Linked DNA regions of Homo sapiens: region 2 is linked to region 1. A link is a loop called in an ENCODE intact Hi-C map of the cell type or tissue named here. Cell type or tissue: chondrocyte. All regions are shown on one strand. Each heading gives the region's core, and the rest is flanking DNA. Links, peaks and the distances in the headings are about the cores only. Region 1 overlaps LOC102723324 (a long non-coding RNA gene). Region 2 holds the start of CNTRL (centriolin).

What was found. A loop is a pair of places that touch in the nucleus more often than their neighbours do. Peaks named below come from ENCODE experiments on the same cell type or tissue, not always from the same donor. Only the 100,000 strongest peaks of a DNase experiment are listed, where the experiment ranks them.
Region 2: a loop joins it to region 1, with 2.5 times the contacts of the local background. A loop is called at or near these places in 3 of 110 quality-filtered maps.

The regions. Positions count from the first base shown.
Region 1 is chr9:121,395,013-121,404,167 of GRCh38, forward strand. All of the region lies in intron 3 of LOC102723324 (a long non-coding RNA gene), which reads left to right. Among named protein-coding and RNA genes, the nearest start is that of STOM, 29 kb to the left of the region's middle. In chondrocyte, for the core only: CTCF peaks have their summits at 5,320 (motif pointing left) and 5,533; no DNase peak of the experiment used is centred there.
Region 2 is chr9:121,067,811-121,076,905 of GRCh38, forward strand. CNTRL (centriolin) reads left to right here and starts at 7,145. Exons shown (of 44, transcript NM_007018.6): 1 at 7,145-7,257. It also overlaps a transcript of C5 not described here. RefSeq lists enhancers at 4,317-4,366, 6,720-7,109 and silencers at 6,409-6,605, 7,230-7,289, 7,410-7,549. In chondrocyte, for the core only: CTCF peaks have their summits at 4,439 (motif pointing left) and 7,819 (motif pointing left); DNase peaks (open chromatin) are centred at 7,111 and 7,421.

The sequences.
Region 1 (9,155 bases), core at 832-8,831:
TGTTTCTCAGCTCATGTTGTAACTGAGTCTGTAGTAGGCCATTCCATTGTTATATCGGGCCAGATATTTCTAGATGGTGGGGTGTGCAGTAAGGCTAGTTATTTCCATGATTTGCAAACTCTAATTACACTTCTAAGATGTGTTCCTTAGAAGCTGTGTTGAGTAGGATACCATGATATTGAGTAAGGAATTATGTGGTAGTGTTGGCAGAAACACAATGGGCAGAAGAGGCAAATCTATACACAGAATAGTTGTCTATTCTAGCACAAACAAATGGCTTTCATTTCCATGATGGAAGGGGTGCTTTATAATCAACCTACCAACACAGAGTTGGCTGATCCCCTTGGGAAATGGTGCCATATTGGAGACTCACAGTTTAGATTCTGTTCTTGATAATTTGGGAACTCAACAGTGCCAACAGTCAGATTAGCTTGGTAAGGGGAAGTCCATTTTGTTGGGTCTGTGCTTCATTTCTGCCACTATGGCCATTTTGTACACAAGCCCATTAAAACAGAAGATGAGGAAAGGTGCTGACTGATAATCCCAGAACAAGTCACTTTGTTCACCCCTATTATTGAGGCCTCCTCTACAATGGATGTACCTTGGTAAGCACTCACACAAATTCCTTCACATTTAGTGCCCATTCTGAAAGATCTGTGCATGTGTCTCTTCTTCAGTCTTCCTTGTTATCAATCTTCCAGGCTTGTTCTTTTCAATTTCCTGACCAGGTGACCAAAGCATTATTCACTGTCCACAGATGAGTGTACATCTGTACCACAGGCCACCCCTCTTTCCTGGCTGAGGGGACTTCAAGGTATACTGCCAAAACTTCTGCCCTCTTGGAGGGTTTTCCTTCACCATTCCCCTTCAGTGGCATCTCTGAGGGAGTATACTGGTACTAGTGTAATGTGGACACACTTCTGTGAACCAGGCCCAAGTTGGTTTAAAAAATTTTTTAAATTTTTTATTTAAAAGATTTTAAATTGACACATAATAATTGTACGTATTTATGAGGTACATAGTTATGTTGTGATACATACAATGTATAGTGATCAGATCAGGGTAATTAGCATATCCATCACCTCAAACATTTATCATTTCTTTGTGTTGGGAACATTCAATATTCTTTTTCTAGCTATTTGAAACTATAAGATATTGTTAATTATAGTCATCCTATGGTGGCATAGAACACTATAACTTATTTCTCCTATCTATTTGTTTCCTTTAACAAAGCTCTATCTCCCTCTTCCCCCTACTCTTCTCAGCCTTTAGTATCCTTTGTTCTACTTTTTACTTCTATGAGATCAACTTTTTTTAGCTTCCACATGTGAGTGAGAACATGCAGTGTTTGACATTCTGTTCCTGGCTTATTTTGCTTAACGTAATGTCCTCCATTTCCATCCATGTTGCCCCGAATTACAGGATTTTATTCTTTATTATGGCTGAATAGTACTCCATTGTGTGTGTGTGCATATATATATATATATATACACATATATGTATATATATGTGTATATATATATGTATATATGTATATATATATGTGTATATATATATGTATATATATATATCATTGTGTGTGTATATAAATATATATATGTTTACCACATTTTTCTTATTCATCCATCTGTTGTTGCACACATAGGTTGATTCCTTATCTTGGCTCTCGTGAATAGTGCTGCAGTAAACATGGGCATGCAGGTTTCTTTTCAATATGTTGATTTCCTTTCCTTTGGATAAATACCCAGTAGAGGAATTTCAGTATCATACTGTGGCTCTATTTGTAGTTTTTTGAGGAACCTCCATACTGTTCTCCCTACTGGCTGTACTAGTTTATATTCCCACCAAGTGTATGAGAGTTCCCTTCTCTCTGCATCCTTGCCAGCACTTTTTTTTTTTTTTTTGTATTTTTGATAATAGCCAGCCTGACTTGGATGAGATGTTATATCATTGTGGTTGTGATTTACATTTCCCTGATAATTAGTGATATTGAGCATTTTTTCATATACCTTTTGGTCATTTGCATTTGAAAAATGTCTGTTCAGATCACTTGCCCATTTTTAATCATATTGTTTGTTTGCTGTTGAGATATTTGCGTTCTTGTGTATTCTGGATATCAATCCCTGGTCAGATGAGTAGTTTGCAGATATTTTCTCCCATTCTGTAAGTTGTCTTTTCACTGTGTTGATTGTTTTCTTTGCTGTGCAGAAGCTTTTTAGTTTGATATAATCCCATTTATTTTTGCATTTGTTGCCTGTGCTTTTGAGGTCTTATTCATAAAGTCTTTTCCCAGAGCAATGTCCTGAAGCATTTCCCCTAAAATCTTTCTTCTAGTACTTTTATAGTTTTGGGTTTTATATTTAGGTCTTTGATCCCTTTTTAGTTGATTTTTGTGTATGGTGAGAGATAGGGGTCTAGTTTCATTCTTCTGCGTATAGATATTCAGTTTTCCCAGCACTATTTATTTATTTATTTATTTATTTATTTATTTATTTATTTGAGACAGGGTCTTGCTTTATCACCCAGACTGGAATGCAATGGTGCAATCATGGCTTACTGCAGCCTCAACTTCCCAGGCTCAAGTGATCCTCCCACCTCAGCCTCCCAAGTCACTGGGACTATTGGTGCATGCCACTGCACCTGGCTGTTTTAAAAAAATATATTTTGTGTGTTTGTAGAGAGGGGTCTCCCTTTGTTGCCCAGGCTGGTCTTGAACTTCTGGGCTCAAGCAATCTTCCCTGCTCATCCTCCCAAAGTGTTGTGATTACAGGCATGAGCCATCGTGCCTGGCCCAGCACTGTTTATTGAAGAGATTGTCCTTTCCCCAATGTATGTTCTTGGTCCCTTTGCCAAAAATCAGTTGGCTGTAGATACATAGATTAATTTCTGGGTTCTCTATTCTGTCTCATTGGTCTATGTGTCTGTTTTTATGTCAGTGCCATGCTGTTTTGATTACTATGGCTTTGTGGTATATTTTGAAGTCAGGTAGTATGATGCCTCCAGCTTTGTTTTCTGGCTTGGGTTTGCCTTGGCTATTCAAGATCTTTCGTGGTCCTGTATAAATTTTAGGATTTTTTTGTTTTTATGAAGAATGTCATTGGTATTTTGACAGGGATAAGGCCCAAGTGTATTTTCCCCCTCTTTCAACAGGCCATAAGGAGCTCCCCATGAAACCACAAGTGCTGGTTGAGGGAGAGGCCAAAAGGCATCAGAAGTAAGTGCTGTGGGGGTCTGGGCCACCTGCTCGTGTAACTTGCTTGTGCTCTGAGCTTGCTTGAGTCTGATCTTGTACATACTATGTCTATTTGATAATGGATTGCTGCTGCACATTATTATAGCTAGGTCTTGTTCATAATGGGCAAGTTATGTCATGTAATTGTTAGGTCATGTAATAGGAATTCCATGGTTAAACAGTTTTTACCAGGGCGTAATAGTGAGCTATGAGCTGCTTCTTTAAGGGGGCAGAGGAGTGTATGGTTCTGTTAGCTAGCTATGTGTTGTGTCATTTTCCTGTTGAGGCTTGCGTGAGGAGCCATGCAGCACTCTTACCACAGACACTTGGAGCACCACTGGATAGACAGACTGGAATGACACTGCCTCGACCCACTGTAGAGCCTTCTCTTGCTTCAGGCACCATTCAGAAGTAGCAGCCTTACAAGTTACTTGGTGTAACCGGATCAGAGCAGAGCATCCACTTGTGGTTTGTGTTGCCTACAAAATCTAAAGAGGCCGAGGACTGGCACAATAATCCTGAACTTGGAAAACAAAGACTGCATAACATTACCTATTGATATAGCGGCCAGATGTGACTTTGGTTGTTTTCCCTTCATATGTGGTTGTATACAAAATAGTACATTTTGTTAAGTAGGAACTTTTTTGGACTTGTATTATGGTAAGAAACATGTATGTGTGTCCTCCTGTAGGCTGTCTGAATATTTCTTTCTGGTCTACATAGCATCTCTTGGTCTGGGCAAACTTCCCTTCCCAATTTAGGTGGTTCTGATGAGTAAAGGTAAATTACCAGATAGCAAAGCAAGAGGGCATTCTAGAAAATAAGATCAGTGGAAGCAAAGGCCTATGGGCATTGTGGGTTCTGGAAGCAGTAATTAGTTCAGTTGAGTAGTAAGTAGCACTAGGGGTGAAGAGTATGAAGAGTGGAGTGGTGGGAGATAAAACGGGAAATGTTAGGTAGGGCTATACTGGAAGGAGCTTTATGTACCATATGAAGAAAGTGGACAAAATCCTATGCTGAGGGAAAAGTAGTGATTTTTTTTTTACAGGACTGTGATGTGATCACATCACATTGATATGAAAGATATTCCATGAGGGAGAATTTGAGATGAGCAATACTAGGGGTAGAGCTATTATTTAAGATTACCTAGTAATTCTGAATAAAATGATGAGACATGAGCTAAGTAAGGTAGTGTGAATTAGAGGAGAAAATGAATTTAAATGATACATAGGAAGTGGAATTGACAGACTTGGTGGCTGACTATGTGGAGTGGGAAGAGAGAACAGGAATTTATGTATGTGGTTAAAAATTATATACTTGTATGAAACAATCTGGTTTGAGCTTGAGTGGGGTTCAGAGAGATCTGGGCCTAGTGTAGAGTGACCAGCTGTTCTGGTTTATCCAAGATTAAGGGATTTCGATTTCCTGGGATGTGAGACTTCCAATGCTAAAACTGTGAAAGTCCCCAGCAAACCAGGACAAATTGGTCATGCTAGCCTAATATGAATGGGCGGACAGATTAGTGACAGGAGCTTATCGGCATAAGCACTGAAACACCTTCTGGGATAACCATGACCTGGCAAGAGAGCCTTTAGTGGTGCAAAGAAATGGTGATCCTTGATAATGCATGGTAGTTGCTATTCAAATCTACCTCCCAATGGATCCAATCTGGGGTCCCACGGAGAAAGGAGGCTGGAAGTAAAATACGAAAGAACTGTTTCACTAATCTGTGACCCCGTTTAACAGAGTGTAACTCAGAGAGGACAGATTCTTTCTCACCGTGGACTACCCCACAGCTCTGGAAACCTGAGGGCTTTAGTACATTGGGAGATTCAGTTAAATACAGGTTGGGGGAGTTCCAAGGGATGGAGAGGGTGGGGAAAGGGAGAAGGAGGAACTGGTAACCTGTACTGGTACAAGAAAAACTAAAATACTTAGCAGAACAGAATAACATCTGTGCAGTGGGGTATAAGTCAGTGAAATATGAGTTATTACAGCACAGGTGACATCAGCAGGCTTTTCTTGAAGCAATTCCTTTCAGAAGGAAAGAATGTGTTGATTACTTTCTTTGTTATGTTGCGCCATCTACTGGTAACTCTCATGTACTTTTTTCCTAGTTAGATGTTTAAAAGAAGACAGATGAATTAAAAACTTGAGAACTGTTTCCAAAGTCGTCATTTATTCGTTCGTTCGTTCATTCATTCATTCATTCATTCACTTCACAAATACTGAGTGAGTATGTATACCTTCTATATTGCAGTTACATTTCTAGGCATTGGGGTTACAGCTGTGAACAAAACTGAAAGAACCCTGAACTCATGGAAGCTTACTTTGATGAAAGAGTACATTTCATTTTTTTCCCATGTGAATGTTCTGTTTTCAAAGCACCATTTACTGAAAAGATTATTTTTTTTTCTTTAGGACTCTGCAGTGCCGTTACTGTTATATATGAAGTGTCCATTTATATGTGAGTCATTGCCTATCTTGGTTATGCTCCATTGATTTATTTGTCAATTTCTGTGACAATATCATATTGTCTTTATCATTTTACTTTATAATCATTGTTAATATTTAGTACATCAAGAACTCCCACCTCATTTTTTAAAAGAATGTTTTGGATAGTCTTGGCCTTTAAATTTTCCATAAAGTTTAAAATCAGTCTGTCAAATTCTGTCAAAAAAAAAAAAACCCTCCTGGGAATATTTATTGGGATTGAACTGAATCATTAAATCATTTTAGAGTGAACTGATATTTTTATACTATTGAGCCTTCCAATCACGATTTACTTCAGTTTTCCTTAGTGTCTTTCAATAGACATAAAAGTCTTATATATCTTTTGGTACACTTATTTGTAGATACTTGATTTTTTTAGGCTAAAAAGGCATCTTTAAAAAATCATTTGCTAACAATTATGGCTGGTGTTTGGAAATGTAACTACTTTTGTCATATTGATTATTCATCTAGGGATTTTGCTAAATGCTCTTATAATTCAAATAAATCTCTTTTTCCTACATATACAATTTATCATTTGTAGATAATTATACCATTAATTTGTTTTTCTTATCCTTCATGTACTAGTTAGAAGCTCTAGTACAACACAGAATAGAAATGGTGATATTAGGCACCCTTTAATTGTTCCTGACTTTACAGGAAAAGCTTTTGACATAAAACATTACTTTTCTTTGGTTTTCTACAGATACTTTTTATTAGATTAAGAACTTTCATTCTATTTCTTTTTTCTTAAGTGTTTAAAAATCTTGAATGGATATTAAGTTTTATCAAATGCTTTAGAAATTTTGCATCTATGTAGAAATACTGTAACTTTTTTTCTGCTTGAATCTCTTAATGTGGTGAAGAACTGGTACCAATTCTACTGAAACTATTCAAAAAATTTGAGGAGGAAGGACTCCTCTCCAACTCATTCTATAAAGCCAGCATCACCCTGATACCAAAATCTGGCAAAGACATAATGATAAAAGAAAGCTACAGGCCAATATCTCTGATGAATGTATGTGCAAAAATCCTCAACAAAATACTAGCAAACTGAATCCGAAGCACATTAAAAAGTTAATTCATCATGATCAAGTTGGTTTCATTCCTGGGATGCAAGGTTGGTTCAACATACACAAATCAATAAATGTGATTCACCACATAAACAGAATTAAAAACAAAAACCATATGATCATCTCAATAGACACAGAAAAAGCTTTTTATAAAATTCAACATCCCATCATGATAAAAGCCCTCTAAAAAATAGTCACCAAAGGAACATACCTCAAAATAAGAGCCATCTATGATAAACCAGCTAACATCATACTGAAGGGGCAAAAATTGGAAGCATTCCCCTGGAGAATTGGAACAAGACAAGAATGCCCACTCTCACCACTCCTATTCAACATGGTAATGAAAGTCCTTGACACAGCAATCAGGTGAAAGAAAGAAATAAAAGACATCCAAATAGGAAAAGAAGAAGATAGTTTGACTTCTTCTTTGCTGATGATAGGAATCTATACATAGAAAACCCTAAAAACTGCCAAAAGTCTCCTAGAACTGATAAACAACTTCAGCAAAATTTCCAGATACAAAATCAATATACAAAAATCAGTAACATTTCTATACACCAATAACATTCAAGCTGAGAGCCAAACCAAGAATGCAATCCCATTTACAATAGCTGCAAAAAACAAACAAACAAAAACCTAGGAATACAAGTAATGATGGAGGTGAAAGATCTCTCCACGAACTACAAAATACTGCTGAAAAAAACCATACGTGGTACAAACAAATGGAAAAACAGTCCATGCTCATGGATTAGAAGAATCAATATTGTTAAAATGGCTAAAAGCAATCTACAGATTGAATGCTATTCTTATCAAGCTACCAACATTATTTTCCACAGAAGTAGAAAAAACTATTCTAAAATTCATATGGAACCAAAAAAGAGTACAGATAGCCAAAGCAATCCTAAGCAAAAAGAACAAAGCTGGAGGCATCACATTAGCAACTTCAAACTATACTACAAGGCTACAGTATCAAAACAACATGGTACTGGGACAAAAACAGATGCACAGACCAATGGAACAGAATAGAGAACCCAGAAGTAAAGCCACACATCTACAACCACCTGATCTTTAACAAAGTCATCAAAAATAAACAATGGGGAAAGGACTCTCTATTCAATAAATGGTGCTGGGATAACTGGCTAGCCATATGCAGAAGACTGAAACTGGACCCCTACCTTTCACCAAATACAAAAGTTAACTCAAGATGAATTAAATATTTAAATGTAAGACCTCAAACTATAAGAATCATAGAAGAAAACCTAAGAAACCTATTCTGGACATCAGCCTTGGGAAATAATTCATAACTGAGTCCTCAAAAGCAATTGCAACGGAAACAAATTGACCAGTGGTACCTAATTAAAGTAACAAGCTTCCAATTAAAGCTACCAATTAAAGTAACTATCAACAGAGTAAACAGCCTACAGAATAGGAGAAAATGTTTGCAAACTATGCATCTGACAAAAGTCTGATATCTAGAGCTATAAGGAACCTAAACAAATCAGCAAGCAAAAAACCAATAACCCCATTTAAAAAATGAGCAAAAGACATGAACAGACACTTCCCAAAAGAAGACCTGCAAGTGGGCAACAAATACATGAAAAAATGCTCCACATCGCTAATTGTCAGAGAAATGCAAATCAAAACCATAATGAGATACCATCTCATATCAGTTAGAATGGCTATTATTATTATTATTTTATTTTTATTATATTTTAGATGGAATCTCGCTCTGTTGCCAGGCTGGAGTGCAGTGGCACAACCTCAGCTCACTGCAACCTCTGCCTCCTGGGTTCAAGTGATTCTCCTGCCTCAGCCACCATGCCCACCTAATTTTTGTATTTTTAGTAGAGATGGGGTTTCACCATGTTGGCCAGGATGTCTCCATCTCTTGACCTCGTGATCCACACGCCTCAGCCTCTCGAAGTGCTGGGATTACAGTTGTGAGCCACTGCGCCGGGCTGGCTATTATTAAAAAATAAAAATAAATAGATGCTGGTAAGCCTGCAGAGAAAAGGGAAACTTATACACTTTTGGTGGGAATGTAAATTAGTTCAGCTACTGTGGAAAGCTGTTTTTTGAGTTGTGTGAGTTCTTTACATATTCTACATACCTAACTCATCAGGTAAATTATTTGCAAAAGTTTTCTCCCATTTTATGGGTTGTCTTTCCACTTTGTTGTTAGTATTCTTTGATACACTAAAGTTTTGTATTTTGATGAATTCTAATTTATTTTTTTCTTTTGATTGTGCTTTTGGTGTCATATCTAAGAAACCATTCCCAGCTGTGCATGGTAGTGTGCGCCTGTTGTCCCAGTTACTTGGGAGGCTGAGGCGGGAGGATCCCTTGAGCCCAGGAGTTTG
Region 2 (9,095 bases), core at 1-8,000, 330 kb before region 1:
AGATGTGCCTTGCTTCCCCTTTGCCTTCCACCATAATTTTAAGTTTCCTGAGGCCTCCCCAGCCATGTGAAACTGTGAGTCAATTAAACCTCTCTTCTTTATAAATTACTCAGTCTCAGTAATTACTTTATAAATTACTCAGTTCTTTATAGTAGGGTAAAAATGGACTAATACAACATAATAAAGGCTATTTATGAGAAGCCTGCAGCGCACATTATCATCAATGGAAAAAACCTAAAAACTTTTCCACTAAGATCTGGTACAATGCAAGGATCCCAAACTTACCACTTCTAATCAACATAGATTGGAAGAACTAGCAAGTGCAATTAGATAAGAAAAAGAAATAAAAGACATCAAAAATCAGAAAGGAAGAGGTAAAATTATTTCTATTTGCAGATGACATAATTCTATATGTAGAAAACCCCAAAGATTCCACAAAAATATATTAGAAACTAGTAAATGAATTCAGTAAAGTTGCAGAGTACAAAACCAACATACAAAAATCAGTAGTGTTTCTATACACAAACAACAAATGAGCTAAAAAAGAAATCAAGAAGGCAATCTCATTTACAATAGCTATTAAAAAAACACCTAGGAATAATTTTAAGCATGGATGTAAAAGACTGCTACAAGGAAAACTACAAAACACTGATGGAAGAAATTGAAGAGGGTACAAACAAATGGAAAGACATCTCACTTTTCATGGATCAGAAGAATCAATATTATTAAAATGACCATACTACTCAAAACAATCTACAGATTCAATGCAATCTCTATCAAAATACCAATGATTTTCTTCACAGAAATAGGAAAAAAATCTCAAAATTTTTATGGAACCACAAAGGAACCCAAATGGCCAAAGCAATCCCGAACAAAAAGAACAAAGCTAGAGGCATCACACTAACAGTCTTCAAAATATACTACAAAGCTGTAGTAACCAAAATAGCATGATATTGTCATAAAAACAGATAGCCAGACAAATGAAACAGCATAGAGGACTCAGAAATTAATCCATGGATCTACAGCCAACTGGTTTTTTGACAAAGATGTCAAGAACACTCACTGGGGAAAGAATAGTCTCTTTAATAAATGGTCCTGGGAAAACTGGATATCCATATACAGAAGAATGAAACTAGATCCCTACATCTCCCCCTATATAAAAACCTTGTACGTGAGTTTATATATAAATCAAAATGGATCAAAGACCTAAATGTAAGACAGAAACTATAAAACTACTAGAAGAAAACATAGGGGAAATGGTTCCGGACACTGGTCTAGGAAAGATTTTATGAATAAGACCTCAAAAATGCAGGCAACAAAAACAAAAATAAACATATGGGATTATATCAAACTAAAAGGCTTCTGCACAACAAAGGAAGCAATCAACATAGTGAAGAAACAACCCAGAGAATGGGAGAAAATATTTGCAAACTATTCATATAACAGGGAATTAATATCTGGAATACACACGGAACTCAAACATCTCAACAACAAAATTGTATAAAAATGGACAAATAATCTGAATAGACACTTCTCAAAAAGAAGACATACAAATGACCAACAAATATATGAAAAAATGCTCACCATCATCAATCATCAGGGAAATGCAAATCTGCAAATCAAAACCACTATGAGGTATAATCTCACCCCAGTTAGGATGGCTATTATCAAGACAGCAAACAACAAATGCTGGGGAGGATGTGGAGAAAAAGAAACTCTTTTTTTTTTTTTTGGTTTCTGTTGCCCAGGCGGCATTGCAGTGGCATGATGATAGCTCACTGCAGCCTCAATCTCCCAGGCTCAAGCAATCCTCCCACTCAGCCTCCCAAGTAGCTAGGACTACAGACAAGTGCCATCACACCCAGCTAATGGTTTTGATTTTTAGTAGAGATGAGGTCTCACTATCTTCTCCAGGCTGGTATTGAACTCCTAAGCTGAAGAGATCCTCCCACCTCAGCCTCCCAAAGTGCTGGGATTACAGGTGTGAGTCACCTTGCCCAGCCAGAAAAAGGGACTCATACACTGTTGGTGGAATGTAAACTAATATATCCACTATGGAGAACAGTGTGGAAGTTCCTCAAAAAAACTACAAATAGAACTACCATATGATCCAGCAATCCTACTACTTGGCATTTATCCAAAGGAAAAGAAATCAGTATATCAAAGACACGTCTGCATCCCCATGTTTATTGCAGCACTATTCATAATAGCCAAGACATGGAATCAACCTAGGTGTCCAACAGATGAATGGATAAAGAAAATGTGGGCCAGACGTAGTGGCTCATGCCTGTAATCCCAGCACTTTGAGAGGCCGAGGCAGGTGGATCACCTGAGGTCAGGAGTTCGAGACTAGCCTGACCAACATGGAGAAACCCCATCTCTACTAAAAATACAAAATTAGCTGGGTATGTTGGCAGGCGCCTCTAATCCCAGCTACTCGGGAGGCTGAGGCAGGAGAATCGCTTGAACCTAGGAGGCAGAGGTTGCGGTGAGCTGAGATCATGCCATTGCACTGCAGCCTGGGCAACAAGAACAAAATTCTGAAAGAAAGAAAGAAGGAAGGAAGGAAGGGTGATATATATATATATATATATATATATATATATATATATATATGTATGTATATTCTGTATGTGTATATATATATGTATATTCTGTATGTGTATATATATGTGTGTGTGTGCGTATTCATATATATATACATACATACTTACAATGGAATACTATTCAGCCATAAAAAAGAATGAAATACTGTAATTCACAGCAACACGGATGGAAATGGAAGACAGTATATTACGTGAATAAGCCAGGAACAGTAAGTTAAATGCCACATGTTCTCAGTCATATGTCGAAGCTGAAAAATGTTGATCTCATAGGAGTAAACAGTAGAACAGAGGATACTAAAGGTTGGGAAGGGTAGCAGGGGGAAGGGAAGGAGAGAAAGATATCTTAAAGGATACAAAATTATAGCTAGATAGGAGCAATAAGTTCTAGTGTTCTATACTTACTATAGGATGAGGATAGTTAACAATAATATATTATATAGTTTCAAATAGCTAGAAGGAGGGTATGAAATCTTCCTAAAATAAACATATGATGTTTGGGATGATGGATATGCTAATTACTCCAACCACTATACATTTATATGTATTAAAACATCACTATGTATCCCATAAATATGTACAGTTACTACATGTCATTTAAAAATAAAAATTAAGGTTGGGTATGGTGACTCACACCTACAAACCTAGCACTTTGGGGGACCAAGGCAAGCGGATACTTGAGGCCAGGAGTTGAAGACCAGCCTGATCAACATGGTGAAGCACTGTCTGTACTAAAAATACACACACATACACAAAAATAGCTGGGCGTGGAGTCACACACCTGTAATCACAGCTACTGGGGAGGCTAAGGCACAAAAATTGTTTGAACCCTGGAGGTGGAGGTTGCAGTGAGCCATGATCGTGCTACTGCACTCCAGCCTGGGCAACAGAGTGAGACTCTGTCTCAAAAAAACAAAAACAAGAACAAAAAACAAAACACACCAACAAAAACAAAAAAAAATAAATGAATAAAAATTAAAAAAAAATCAGGCTGGGCATGCTGGCTCATGCGTGTAATCCCAGCACTTTGGGAGGTTGAGGTGGGAGGATCGCTTGAGCCCAGGAGTTTAAGACCAGCCTGGGCAACACAGCAAGACCCCATCTTTACAAAAAGTTTAAAAATTAGCTAGGTGTGGTGGTGCACACCTATAGACTGAGCTATTTGGGAGGCTGAGGGAGGAGGATCACTTGAGTCTGAGAAGTCAAGGCTGCAGTGAGTTATGATTGTGTCACTGCACTGAAACCTGGGTGACAGAGTGAGACCTTGTCTTAAAAAACAAAACAACAAAATCACACTGGCCAGTCACAGAAAGAAATGGCAATAATGAAAGTTGCCATCCCTGTCTGACAAACTAGTCTGTTTCTTCTCTAAAACAAATTCGCAAAATGATTAAACTGGGTTGCAAAAAGCTGAGGGAAGTTTAAACAGAATAGCTTTGCTATCATTTGGAAAAAAGACTGAGTAAAAGCTTGGTCACCCTGACGTGGCTAATATTTGTATTGTAAATGCAACTCAGAGTACATTCTTCATAATATCAGATAAAGAAAAATAGTGTGGAACGCGAGTTGTCTGCGTTACTTTCGTATTCTCACTTCTGCTTTGGAGAAGGAAGTTCTTTTAGCATGCTAAGAGAGACAGTTAATATTCAAATTAACTGGAGAAAGGTCTCTCCTTTGAAGTCTCTAGCTTCGTTAGAGATGATGCTAGACACCAGCAGAGGTCTGTATGAGGAGGAAAAGGGGGCAACATGGGACCGGTGAGTGCCCATCCGCGGCTAACTGGATACGGACTGAGAGATCACCCAAGAGAAAAGTGTTTTGCGCCACCCTCTGGACTTTTTATGTATATTTGATGGCTATTAATTGATACTAATATGATTGATAATGAACTACATCAGCACACCACGGCTTGATAATGGATCCCACGTGAATACCATTACAGACTTTGAGGGACACAGCAATGAGGTTACGCAATAAATCTAAGTTTCTGGGTACAAGAAACCGAAACGATGGGTGTCAAAACATATGCAAATAGAACTGAAACTCAGCAACGTACACATTCCAATCTAATAAATATCACCTGAACTTCGATTAAAAATGAATGTAATCTCGGCAGGGCGCGGTGGCTCACGCCTGTAATCCCAGCACTTTGGGAGGCCGAGGCGGGCGGATCACGTGAGGTCAGGAGATTGAGACCAGCCTGACCAACATGGTGAAACTCTGTTTCTACTAAAATACAAAAATTAGCTGGCCTTGGTGGTGCGTGCCTGTAATCCCAACTCCTCGGGAGGCTGAGGCAGGAGAATCGCTTGAACCCGGGAGGCGGAGGTTGCACTGAGCCGAGATCCTGCCACTGCACTCCAGCCTGGGTGACAGAGCCAGACTCTGTTCAAAAAATTAAAAAAAAAAAAAAAAAAAAGAAAAGAAAAAAAATGAATGTAATCTCCTCTTAAGTGGAGCTTTTCAAAAATTCTGCGTTTAAACTCCAAGGGCTTCGTTCTGTGTCGTGTAAATAGTTGGGGAGAGGACAGCACCATTCACTTAAATGTCAATGGGAATCACATTTAAGTAAAAGGAAAAGGAAATCAGTAAATCAAAGTAAATCAAAGACACATCTGCATCCCCATGTTTATTGCAGCTTATTCCCTGTTGGACGTCCCCTGAATTTCCTATAGAGGTGAAGCCATCTCTGCCTTAAGGAAAAATGAAGTGCCTAATACTGCTTATAATATGGTCCCTTTTCCAGATTTAGCTTCTCCACCCCAGATTTTTGCACAAGCCATACTGAACTACTTCATGTTTCCATACTCATGTTTTGTTCCAGCCACACTGAATTACTTAACATTCAGCACATTGCCAAGCTCTTTTCCCCCGCTTCCGGGGTTTGCACAAGTTGTTCCCTTTGCCAAGCAAATTCTTCCCCACCTCCCTACTCCTTGCCTAAACTCTTCTTTTGGGCGTAGAAAGAAGTATTGCTTCTGGGTAACCTTTGTCTAATAATGAAATATCTAAGACATATTGAGAACTTACTATGGGTCCCTCACTGTTCTAAGTTCTTTCACAGAGATTCACTTTTATAATTATCAGGAAAACTGGACTTTTTTTTTTTTTTTTTTTTTTTGAGATGGAGTCTCGCTCTGTCGTCCAGGCTGGAGTGCAGTGGCGCGATCTCGGCTCACTGCAACCTCCGCCTCCCGGGTTCAAGCGATCCTCCTGCAGCCTCTCAAGCAGCTGGGATGACAAGCGTGCGCCACCACGCCCGGGTAATTTTTGTATTTTTAGTAGAGACGGCGTTTCACCTTGTTGGCCAGGCTGATCTTGAATTCCTGACCTCAAGTGATCCTCCCACCTTGGTCTCCCAAAGTGCTGGGATTACAGGCATGAGCCACAGCGCCCGGCCAGGATTCACTTTTATAATTATCAGGAAAACTGTAGGAAGTGTTAATAGGTAAAAGGACCTCATTTCATAGATAAGGAAACTGAGACACAGAGAGAGAGGGAGTTTCTAAAAGTGTTATACAGGTGGCCTATAAACTCTGTAGTGAAGAAAGGAAATGAAGACAGGATAGAATGATCGCGAGAAAATGGTAAGAACAAGGGACTGGAAGACGCAAGGAAGTTTAGAAATACGCTGGCATAGGGGTCTTTTGAGCAGGCACGCTGCTAAGATGATAGGATTATAGTCAAGGATGGGGAGCGATTGCACTGGGGATTTCTGGAGCGGGTGCAGCCTCTGATGGTAACATGGTCCAGGGTATACCTTCAAAACGGGAGGCTACTGGAGTGAAAGGCGTCAATGGTGATAACACTTTAAAAAAAACTTCAGTGTTTCCCTAGCATCCAGCCCAGTATCTGCTAAATTCTTTAAAATATCTGTTGAATGCATGTCGTGAACGCCGTGCTCATGGGCAAGCCCCAGATGAAGCCTGTGCAAGTGCTTCTTGCTTTAACTCCCTTGTAGCAATCAGAGGAACATCCTCTGCCTAGGATTCCCAAGCTCCCTGAACCTCACGCGACAGCTGGAGCCCAGGCTGCGTCCGCTTTGAGGTTCATCCGAGCCTGGGCAGTTCGGTCCCTGGAGGGAATTCGCTTTAGATACGACTGTCAGAGAGAAGTGTGCTGATAAGAACACTCGCTCATAGCGCGCAAGCATCAGAAGTGGGGGAGGCCGGGGAGGCGCTGCGCCGGTGCCTCAGGCCGTCCTCGGACACAGGCCCTGAGAAGCGTGTCCGTGTTTCAGAGGGTGGCGGCGGCAGCTTTGTCTCAGCGAAGGCCACAGCACTGCGGGCAGCTGCCGCATGAAACCTCGGCTCCCCCTGACTCTGCACCCGACACTTCACCTGCAACGCAATCCGAAGGCGAAGGCACCGCATCCCGTCGGCCCCGCGCGGCCGGAAGCCTCGCGCCCAAGACTCCCCGGCATCCTAGCGCGCTGGCTGCAAAAGAGGCGGGAAACGCCTCCGCGTCCCTTCCAACAGTACCGGAGAGGGAGAGGGGCGTGGCTGAGACTAGCCCCGACCACGCGCGCGCGGCCCCTCGGCAACCGGCACAACACAACAAAATGGCTGCCGCGCCGCTGGGCCCCTGAGGAAAGAGCCCGAACTTCTCCCGCTCTACCTCAGCCTGCGGGACTGCTCGGCTCGGCTTCTAGGCGGTGAGCGTCAGACCTGGCCGAGCCCGTTCCCCGGCATCCGGCCCGAGCAGTGGGGGCCGGCGGCAAAGGCGGGAAGGCCCGGACCGGGCGTGGTGTGGGCCGGCTTGGGATGGATTCGGGGCGGGGGCGCGTGTCTGGGAATTGGGATTGGACGGGAAAGAGGGGAGGGCCCGGAACGGGCGTGGGGCGGTGGATGAAGGAGGGAGGTTTGGATGGGAAGAGGTGGGGACGGCGGGGGCGATTGGGGATGAAGAACCAGAGTGTGGGGAGGTGTGGAAGTTAGGGTGCGGCGCCCAGAAGGTTGTGGGTCCTGCCACCTGAGCTGAGGGGAGAGCTGGGATGTGCCAGCTGTCTGTGGGGAGTGAGCGGGAGAAAGGACAGTTTGGGCGTCCTGACGGGTTGTCACGGTATCGGACGGAGTACAGTGCGTGGAGAAAGATGACAGGATATGGGGACGAAATGCTAAAAGAAGGGGAAGAACAAACACTTCCGTTATATTCGTTAAGGGACTAGAGAATTTTGAAGCCAGACAAACTTGGGTTGAAGCCTCAATTCTGCCACCTTGTGTAACTTAACCAGGTCTGTGACCCTGGATATGTGTCTGAGCCTTCCTGATCATGTTTCCTCATTTGTCCAAATAATTGCGAATCATTTTTGGGTGTTCACTATTTGTCAGATCCAGTTTTAAGCACTTTGCACGTATTAACCTCATTTAGAATTTAAAATAACTTGTATGAGGTTATCATCCCCATTTAAAAAGTGATAGCACTGAGGACCAGAGAGGTTAAGTAATTTGCCTAAGATCACACAGTAAGTGGAAAATCAGAATTTGAACTCAGGCTGTTTCGTTCCAGAATCCAAGCTTTTAACTGTTCAGGTACATTGCCATTTGTAAATCAGGTTAATAATTCTGATCCTATACAGCTAAATCTTTGAGGATTTAAATTTGGTATTGTCTAAGTGTTTAGTACAGTCCTTCAGTCAACAAATATTTATTGTTTATAGAACAACAGACAAAACCTCTGCTCTCTTGTAGCTTATAGTCTAGAAGGAGAAACAGGCAACAACCAAGTAGTTTCACAAATAATGGTTATAAAATGCTATGAAGGAGACTGCTTGGTGCAGAGATCATGGGTAATAGGGAGATAAAATCTTCTGCATCTTGAGCTTAGATTCTAGCATGGTTCTTCCTACATAAAAGTTGCTCAATAAAATTGAATAATTAATGGAAAGAGATGGGAAGCTTGAGTTTTAGGGTATCTGAGCAGAAGAAGAGAGATGGGAGAGGGGATTCAGGCTTTTAATAGGATGGAGAAGGATACGGGGGCTAGAGTATTAGGATGGAAAGGCAAATAGGCAGGCAGTTGGGTTGGGATGAAGAGGAATGGATGGAGGTTTGAGTATTTTGTTTAGGGAGGGGAGTAATTGGAGGTCAGAGTATTGGAACGCATTAGGATGTCAGGGTATTTTCTGGGGTGAAGAGAGATGAGCAGCTTGGGAAGTCTGGATGGATAGAGAAATGTTGAGTCTGGGCACAGGAAAGAACCATAGAGAAATGGGGGAGACTATTACTGTGTTAGGGAACTGGGATAGAATTTGTGGGAAAATTGGCAATCAGAATGGGATAAAGAAGAATGGGAGGCAGAGGTGGGTGGGCAGCACAGAATGGGGGAATTGGCTTTGGAAAGAAAAATGGCTGGAGACTTTGCAGAGGAATCGGAATCAGGATATTTGAAAGGAGGAGAAGATTAAGGAGTAAAAGTATTTCAGTAGGTCAGAGGGTATGGGATGAAGTAGACTTGGAAAGTACTGAAATCCAATTAAAGGGCTAAGGAGAG